Linked DNA regions of Homo sapiens: region 2 is linked to region 1. A link is a loop called in an ENCODE intact Hi-C map of the cell type or tissue named here. Cell type or tissue: IMR-90. All regions are shown on one strand.

Region 1 (5,000 bases):
GTCTCAAAAAAAAAAAAAAAAAAAAGCAAAACTATAAATTGCTTTCAATTTTTTCTGAGTCCCACAGTGTTGAGAAATCCTACACATTAGTCCCTGTAAAGAAACTTCATCTAGTTTATAATTTTCTTAGGGCCTGGCTTTGTCTTCCAATACAAGAACAATTTTCTCTGCCATTTTAATTTTTTCCCCCCAGTGACTAAGAGTTGGTTAAACACACGGTTACTACTGGTTCTTGCCTAAAGAATAGTGGGTTTTTAAAAAAAGTAATACATACATAATTTTTTCCCCCAAAATATACAAAAGAGGCCGAGCGTGGTGGCTCACGCCTGTAATCCCAACACTTTGGGAGGCCGAGGCATGCAGATCACTTCGAGACCAGCTTGGCCAACATGGTGAAACCCCGTCTCTACTAAAAATACAAAAATTAGCTGGGCATGCTGGCACATGCCTGTAATCACACTACTTGGGAGGCTGGGGCATGAGTATCACTTGAACCCCAGAGGCGGAGGCTGCAGTAAGCCAAGATTGTGCCACTGCACTCCAGCCTGGGCAACAGAGCAAGACTCTGTCAAACACACACACACACACACGAGTTTACACTAAAAAATCTCTCTCTTCCACCTTACCCCATGCCCCAAATTCCTCTACCTGGAGGCAACTACTGTTAGCATGTTCTTATGGATCTTTCTAGAGAGAATCTTTACATTTACAATCAGAAGACAGCTTTAAGATGAAAATTAGGATGCTTTTCTTGTGTCATGCAAATGAGGATTTAGTTTCAATGATATAACAAATCAGTCAGCTTCTAGGGGTGAAAATCAGATTAGCCTAAAAAAACACTGAGGATTAAGAATGACTAAAGGACAACCAGCTTGGGGACAAATTTGATTTTTATTTTATTAAAATGGGCTTTCCACTCTGAGTTTCTGGAGCTAGGTGTCCTATGGAAAGATACTCCTGTGACTGGATTCTATATTAAAAACAATATTGTCTGCTATCTGAAAAACAGTCCTGAGAAATCTTTATCTACACAGCAATAAAAGGAAAAAGATGGGACATAAGAGTGTTCACAATTTAATGATGCTCTTACAAAGAAAGCAATTTAAGAAATGAATCAACTCAATCGAGGAATAAGTTGACTCTAGAATTTTCAATGTGGTATTTAAATTTGATTCATCTAATGAAGAACATGGTGTGCACCGAGTGAGAACAAATCTAATTCCATACAATAGCATGTATTTTACCTTCGGTTGACTCTAGAATCCATTTATTTAGCAGATATTTATTGAGCATTTACGATGTCCCATGCCTCCCTCATGCCAGGGATGGGGAAAAGGAGTCAAGCAACTATACAATTATTATTCCTGCTTCACTCTTTATCTGTTTTTCCAGCCATTTTGTATTTATTATTTCACATGTGTCTCCCAGAAACCCCATGAGGTCCAGAGAGGTGAAATGACTTGCCTAAAGACATGCAGAGGACACATGGCAGAGTGGGAACTTTTTTTTTTTTTTTGAGTCAGAGTCCCACTCTTGCCCAGGCTGGAGCATAATGGTGAGATCCAGCTTACTCCAACCTCCGCCTTCCTGGTTCAAGTAATTCTCCAGCCTCAGCCTCCTGAGTAGCTGGGATTACAGGCATGCACCACCACCCCTGTCTAATTTTTGTATTTTTAGTAGAGACAGTGTTTTACCATATTGGTCAGGCTGGTCTTGAACTCCTGACCTCGTGATCCACCCGCTTCAGCCTCCTGAGGTGCTGGGATTACAGGCGTGAGCCACCGCACCCTGGCCCATGCATGTTTATAGCAGCATAATTTGCAATTGCAAAAACATTTCAACCAGCCCAAATGCCCATCAATCAATGAGTGGATAAAGAAAATTACACACACACACACACACACACACACACACACACACACACACCCCCATGGAATATTACTCAGCCATAAAAAGGAATGAAATAATGGCATTCACCTGGATGGAGCTGGAGACCATTATTCTAAGTGAAGTCACTCAGGAATGGAAAACCAAACATCATATGTTCTCACTTATAAGTGGGAGCTAAGCTATGAGGACACAAAGGCAATCGACTTTGGAGACTTGGAGAAAGGGTGGGAGTGGGGTGAGGGATAAAAGACTATATATTGGCTACAGCGCACACTGCTCAACTGTTGGATGCACCAAAATCTCAGAAATCACCACTGAAGAACTTATCCATGTAACCAAACACTACCTGTTTCCCAAAAACCTATTAAAAGAAAGAAAAGATTATCACCACAGATATCCCAGAACTCAAAACTGAAGCTGTGATAATCCCTGGAGCCACAGAGAAGTGAAAAACTGTGAGCAGAAGGTAGGAGAAACAGATTTCTTTCTCTGTGATGCCCATTTCTGCAAACAGCCAGGCACCATGTGGAAAAGTTATCCTGGACTCAAGGCTTCTACACTGGGAAAACTGAGATTTCAGTGGACACTCTGCTTCCCCATTATCTTGGATTCCTATGCACAAAAGCCATTCCTGCCTCAATCCAGGGGAAGCATTGCAAGTGCCTATAGAGAGAAGGACCCTTGAGGGCAGTTGGGGACACAGTGAAACCCAGTGTGTGAAACGGGGGCTGGTCTCCATTCAGACAAAGCAGATACTGAATCAGAGACGTATTTCAGGAGCATGATGCTGTAGGAGGTGTGAGCCATAGGTCCTCTGGGCATGAACCCCTAGCCAGCCTCCCCAGACAGCTGGGGCATTCTCTTTGGGACCCTCCCCCTGAATTCAGGACAGGCAGCACTTCAAACTTTCATGAGAACTGCAGCAAATCTAGGCTTATGGTGCCATCTAGTGCCAAAAAGGAGGCAGTGATCTAGGGCTAAGGGAATCAACAGGCAGCCTGCACAAAACCTCTAAAAACACGTATGCTAGAAACACTAACCTAGACAGCAAAATAAACAATCCATCATTGGAAAGACCTAGACATATATGCATAAAAACAACAGCAAACAGGGAACCATGACCTCCCAAATGGATGAAGCAAGAAGTAACCAGTGATTAACCCCAATAAGATGGCAATATGTGAACTTTCAGATCAGAAATTCAAAATAGCAACCTTGAGAAAACTCAGCAAACTCCAAGATAACACAGAGGAACAATTTGAATTTTTTTTTTTTTTTTTTTGAGACAGAGTCTCACTCTGTTGCCCAGGCTGGAGTGCAGTGGTGCCGTCTCAGCTCACTGCAACCTCTGCCTCCTGGGTTCAATTGATTCTCTTGCCTCAGCCTCCTGAGTAGCTGGGACTACAGGCGCGTGCCACCACGCCTGGCTAATTTTTTTGTATTTTTAGTAGAGACGGGGTTTTGCCATGTTGATCAGGCTGGTCTCGATCTCCTGACCTCGTGATCCACCCACCTTGGCCTCCCAAAGTGCTGGGATTACAGACGTGAGCCACCGTGCCTGGCCCACAATTTAGAAATTTATCAGAGAAATTTAAGAAAGAGATTTAAATAATAAAAACAAATCAAACAGAAATCCTGGAACTGAGACACACATTTGCTGAACTGAAAAATGCACCGGAGTCTCAACAGCAGAATCGATCATGAAGAAGAAAAAAATAAATGAGCTTTAAAAATACGCAATCAGAGGAGAAAAAAAATTAAAAAGATAAAGAACAACTACAGGATCTAGAAAATAACCTCAAAAGAGCAAATCTAAGTGTCATTGGTTTTCAAGAGGGAGTTGAGAAAGAGCAAGACATAGAAAGCTCCCACAAAATAATAACAGAAAACTTTCCAAACTTAGTGAAAAATATAAATACCCATATACAGGAAGGCCAAAGATCAACAAACATATTCAACCCAAATAAGACTGCTCCAAGGCATATAATAATCAAACTTTCAAAAGTCATGGACAAAAAGTGGATCCAAAAAGTAGCAAGAGAAAGAAGCAAATAACATACACATAAAGGAGCTTCAATTTATCTGGCAACAGACTTCTCAGCAAAGACCATACCAGCCAGGAGAGAGTGAGATGACATACACAAAGTGCTGAAGGAGGAAAAAAAACCAAAAAACGAAAAAACCCCTGCCAACTGAGAATGTGATACCCAGCAAAACTATCCTTCAAACACGAAGGAAAGATAAAGACTTTTTTAGGCAAACAGAAGCTCAGGAAATTCATCACCACCAGACCTGTCTTACAAGAAATGCTAAAAGGAGTCCTTCCATCTGAGAGAAAAGGATCCTAACATGCAACAAGAAAATCATCTGAAGGTATTATGTTGGTGCAAAAGTAATCACAGTTTTTGCCATTAATTTTTTTTTTTTTTTTTTTTTGGATAGAGTCTCACTGTGTCACCCATGCTGGAGAGCAATCTCAGCTCACTGCAACCTCCGCCTCCTGGGTTCAAGCAATTATCCTGCCTCAGCCTCCCGAGTAGTTGGGATTACAGGTGACTGCCACTATGCCTGGTTAATTTTTGTATTTTTAGTAAAGATGGGGTTTCACCATGTTAGTCAGGCTGGTCTTGAACTCCTGACTTCAGGTGATCCGCCTGCCTCAGCCTCCCAAAGTGCTGGGATTACAGGTGTGAGCCACCATGCCCAGCCATTACTTTCAATGGCCAAAACTGCAATTAATTTTGCACAAAGCTAATATAAAATTCACTGGTAAAATTCAGTATGCAGACAAATTTAGAATATTGTAATACTGTAATTGTGGTATATAAATCACTCATAGCTCTAGTATGAAGACTGAAAGACAAATATTACACAAATAACTATAATAATTTATTAGGAGATAGGAAATATAAAAAGATATAAATTGAGACAACAAAAAGTCAGAATGTGGAGAGGAGAATTGGAGTTTGAGTTTAAAACTTTTCAAGTTTTTTTTCTGTATGTGTGTGTAACAGGGTCTCAGTTTATCACCCAGGCTGGAGTGTAGTGGCATGATCTCGGCTCACTGCAGCCTCGACCCCCTGGGCTCAAGTAATCCTCCCATCTCAGCC
Region 2 (5,000 bases), 820 kb before region 1:
CCTGTAGTCCCAGCTACTTCGGAGGCTAAGGTGGGAGGATCACTTGAGCCCAAGGAGATGGAGGCTGCAGTGAGCTATGATTGTGCCACTGCACTGCAGCCTAGGCGACAGAGCAATGCCTGGCCTCTAAAAAAAAAAAAAAAAAAATTTAAGCAGATGGCAGTAATGTTTTCCCGTTTCTAGCATAGACGGGAAAATTTTCAGAACATAAAATGAATCTTTTGCTTTACATTTAATGAAGTTTTATGTCTTCCTAAAAACATAGGGACATCAATAGAGCATTGCAGTGAGCAAATAATAGAGTATGGTTTGGTAACAATGTGTACCTCCTTAGGTCATTCTGAGTATTACTAAGTCAAGTATTTGCTGTTGCTGCTGCCATCAATATATGCTTGTCATTGCTGTAGACATAAACAATGTGCTATGGAGCTATGGTGATATCTTGATAGTCCTCAACGAGAAATGGCATAAAACCATCTTTCTCCCTCTAGTCCATTCTATAAATATTTGGGTCCCTACCATATGCAATGCATCAAGAAGTGTGAGAGTTTTAGCAGAGTCCAAGTTCACTCCAGGTTAGATTCCAGATTTCTTGTGCAAGTTTAAAATTTTGGATAGTCAAGATGCCTTTGAAAATTCCTTCATAAGGCACTACACTGAAACCTGTACTGTCTCAATAAATTCAGCACTCGAATTTTTCCTCCAGTTTTGGAACAGATCCTGTGTCTTTGCTGGAGCACCAGATGAAATACCTGGCTTGGCCAGGCGCAATGGCTCATGCCTGTAATCCCAGCACTTTGGAAGGCCAAGGCAGGCGGATCACTTGAGGTCAGGAGTTCAAGACCAGCCTGGCCAACATGGTGAAATACAAAATCTCTACTAAAAATACAAAAATTATCTGGGTGTGGTGGCATGTACCTGTAATCTCAGCTACTCAGGAGGCTGAGGCAGGAGAATTGCTTGAACCTGGGAGGCGAAGGTTGCAGTGAGCCGAGATCGCACCACTGCCCTCCAGCCTGGGCGACAGAGTGAGACTCCATCTCAAAAAGAAAAACAACAACAACAACCTGGCTTGTATTTGCTGGCCATGTGGTAGAAAATGTGTGCGTTTTTAAGCATTAGGATCACACTAGAAGAAGGTACATACACTATGACAGGCACATTAGAACTCGACTCAACTGAGAAAAGAGTAGGTTCATGTCTTCACCTGCTTGGATGTGTATACAAACTAAGTCAAAAGGCAGGGAAATCACGGGACCTATTTTGTTGAATAAGCACATGTAATCCCACTCACTCGCATTTGACGATGCAACACCATAGCATAAAGAGGTATATGAGACATAAAGTTATCCCTGCCCTCGGGGAACTTTTATCTTCCAATTTATGGAGGGTGAACCATTACCTACAGGAAGAGTTAAGTCAGCACTATATAGTTGGTTCTACCAAAATATTAAGTTTGGAAAAATATGTGCTACCTGATGATAGCTGGCTTTTATTGAACATTTATTGTGTTCCAGGCATGATTTGTTCATTTCATCCTCATGACAACTAGACAGGTCCTTTTATTATTATTTCCATGGTTCGCAATAATAAATGAAGGCGAGGGGAGATGGAGTCATTTACCCAAGGTCACCAGGCAGTCTGGCTGCAGAGCCCTCTCACAGAACCACCCTACTCTCCCACCTCGACAATGGCACTGGTGGGATCTGAAACGGCTTCAGGCACTGAAGGAGGCTTGAACCTTATGTGCAAAATCGGAAGAGATGGAAGGAAATAGGGAGGACACTCTGAAAATCCATCTAGAAGTGGGAGTCATGGGAGAGGGGAGGGAGTGGGAGATCATGAATGAGAACCATTGAAGAAGATTGAATATATGACTTTGGGTCAGATTTTGAAAGGTGTTGCATGATATATATGAAAAATGTAATACTAGTAATATTTTTTTGGGACTTTCTTTTGGTGTGAGCCTGATATTTTCATTTATAAAAATTTAATCAGGCTGGGCGCAGTGGCTCACACCTGTAATCCCAACACTTTGCAAGGGCAAGGTTGGGGGATAGTTTGAGGCCAGGAGTTTGAGATCAGCCTGGGCAACACAGGGAGATGCTATCTCTACAAAAAAATTTTTTTAAAAATTAGCTGAGCATGGTGGCACATGCCTGTAGTCCCCGCTACTTGGGAGGCTGAGGTGGGAGGATCACTTGAGTCCAAGGAGATGGAGGCTGCAGTGAGCTATGATTGTGCCACTGCACTGCAGCCTAGGTGACAGAGCAATGCCTGGCCTCTAAAAAACAACAACAACAAAAACATTTAAGCAGATGGCAGTAATGTTTTCCTGTTTCTAGCATAGATGGGAAAATTTTCAGAACATAAAATGAGTCTTTTGCTTTACATTTAATGAAGTTTTATGTCTTCCTAAAAACACAGGGACATCGATGGAGTGTTGCAGCGAGCAAATAGTACAGAGTATGGTTTGGCCTCAGGGGTTTTTACAAGAGACATAAACAAAGCTATGTATGTGAGTGAAAAACTGGAAGCAGGAACTGTTTTTATTAACACATACAACAAGACAGATGTGGCGGCCCCATTTGGCGGAGTTAAACAATCTGGCTTTGGAAAAGACTTAGGTATGGCTTTACTTTTCTGCTTCACCTTCCCTTTGTTGTCACATCACAGAAAAATCTGCTCTATGTTTCATGACTTGTGTGTGACTTTGAGGGGCATTTCCTACATGGCAGTTATATCTGGGTTTAGAAGGGCATTCGTTTTTTAAAATATTAAACATTTCTATTGAATATACCATACATACAGAAAAGTACACACATTGTGTGGAAAGATATTTCTTTTCAAAAAAGATTAATGTTTGAAAGGAAAAAGAAATTGCAACAATATACTTTAGCTGAAATATGTTTGGTGTTTAATCTGACATTCGGCATGAACTTGGGTTAGCTGTCACGAGACTAAATGGAACCAAGAGAGGCAAATGGGTGGAGAGCAATAACCAGCGAGCTCCAAGAATAAATCCTGTCCTGGAGCTTCTTGGCAGGCTTTCAGAGTCAACACTGAAAAAACCCTGCAATTGGCAGGGTTTTTGGGAGTCTGAGCAATGAGACTTAAGAGTTTGTAAAAAGCCCAAAATGTAATTCACTGTGAGCAGTGACACTAACACCTTTCAAGCAATAGCTTACTTTCAGTGCGAAACACATGCCAGGCCCCATTCTACTTAGCCTGTATAAGCAAAGGCAATTCTCACACGAGCTCAGAGGAATAGGTACTATTATTATCTTATTATACAGAAGAGGACAATGGGGCTCAGAGAGGCTGGGTGAGTTGCCTCAAGTCACAGAGCCAGGCACTGGCAAGAGAGAATTCAAAGGCAGGCGGTCTGGCTGTGGAGCACATCTCTTATTCCCCTCAGTCTGGTACGTTGTTTCAAAAACTGAAATGTTTGTGATTTACTGAAATTACAGTCTGCAAATATAAGTTTAGTTCATTTGGAGTTTTTTTGTTTTGTTTTGTTTTTACATTTTCTCTTTACTAATGACTTTGGCCATGTATTTGCAGCAGTAAAAGTAGCTCTCATTTTAAATTCCATTGGGTGAAGGTAAGGGCTTCCCCCCCAACTTTTCCATGTCTTTAATCTGGTTTTCATGCCTGAATCCAAATCACTGTAGGAGACTTTCTTAGGGAATTTATTATTAGAAAGTGAGGCATCCCTGTTTCACCCATCTTTTGAGAGAGTGTATTTGACCAGCTCCAGGTCTGTTTTACTATAAAATACTACAGTTTTTCTAATAGTTTCTTCCTCCCCCAATTTTAAAACCCCTTAGCCCAGTGGTTGTCAACCTTAGCTGCACAGTGGATTCAAATCACCTGGGAGCTTCAAAAAATACAGATACTGATCTAATTGATCTGGGGTGTGATGTGGGGTCAGGAGTCTTAAAAGCTCCCTGAGTGATTCTAACATGCGGACAAAGTTGACAGCCCTTGTTTTAGCTCAGCTTCCAGAATCACGCACTCATTAGTTTTCCCATGGTATTCAGTGCCCTTTAACCTCTGTAGAGATTGATGACAGTACTGGCTCAAAATAGAAACAGTCAAAGAAAGGCAGACCTATTTATTTTTGCCTAGACAGGTTTCCCTGTGTTTCTAACAAACAATATAAACTGAATTTTCCTTATCTTTAAAATAAGGTTAAACCAAATGATTTCAAACTTTCCTGTGCTCAGTTCTGCTTTAATTAATATAATCCAGAGGACAGTATCCTGGTTACTTCTGTTTAGTTTAAATGGACAAAAAGGCAGAGTCTGTCATCAAGTAGGGAAATAAAAGAGAAGGGTTTTGGTTTGAAGCTGACCAGGCAACACTCTCTGCTCCTTAGAAGGCCTGGTAGCTGGTCTGGGCTGTTACTATTCAAAGTGTGGTCCATGGACCACTAGCATCAGCATCATCAGGGAATGGTTAGCAACACAAAACCTCTGGGCCCACACCAGACTTAATCAGATCAGGATCTGCAACTTAACAGAGTCTTCAGATGGTTAGTATGAACTTCAAAGTGTGAGAAGCACTGGCTTAGGCCACATTCTATTTACTTAGTGACCTGGACACCTACGTATACCTATGTCTGAAGGTCTGAAGACATCACATGTCTGCCTCTGAATGTGGTCTGTCAACTGCTTTTCTCTTCCCTAGGTGAGGAAGCTCTAAATGAATATCTCAAAACCAAGACGGTGACACTGGAATATTAGAGCAACACCATCATCAGGAAAGCCTTGACAGACAGCCCTTTACAACTCTGGACACACTTAAGAAGATTGGGTGTGTTGAGGCAGGAGGTGTCAGCCACAAACCAAAAAATACACAGATGGACCATGAAGAGGGCCAGGCCATGTTAAAGCATTTACACATGTGCCTGAGTATTTTCTAATACACCTTCCAGTGATTTGGAGTTGTTGCATTTTGACTATGTTGTATATCATACGTATTTCTAAAATACCAAG

The links. Peaks named below come from ENCODE experiments on the same cell type or tissue, not always from the same donor. Only the 100,000 strongest peaks of a DNase experiment are listed, where the experiment ranks them.
Region 2: it touches region 1 in a loop (8-fold over the local background); 1 of 110 quality-filtered maps calls a loop at or near these places.

Annotation. Positions count from the first base shown.
Region 1 is chr12:104,199,226-104,204,225 of GRCh38, reverse strand. No RefSeq gene overlaps it. Among named protein-coding and RNA genes, the nearest start is that of TXNRD1, 14 kb to the left of the region's middle. RefSeq lists a silencer at 2,741-3,035. In IMR-90, a CTCF peak has its summit at 2,844 (motif pointing left); a DNase peak (open chromatin) is centred at 2,835.
Region 2 is chr12:105,024,172-105,029,171 of GRCh38, reverse strand. ALDH1L2 (aldehyde dehydrogenase 1 family member L2) reads left to right here. Exons shown (of 23, transcript NM_001034173.4): 22 at 2,428-2,627; 23 at 4,693-5,000. The coding sequence ends at 4,748. Among named protein-coding and RNA genes, the nearest start is that of NOPCHAP1, 40 kb to the right of the region's middle. In IMR-90, no CTCF peak of the experiment used is centred here; a DNase peak (open chromatin) is centred at 3,051.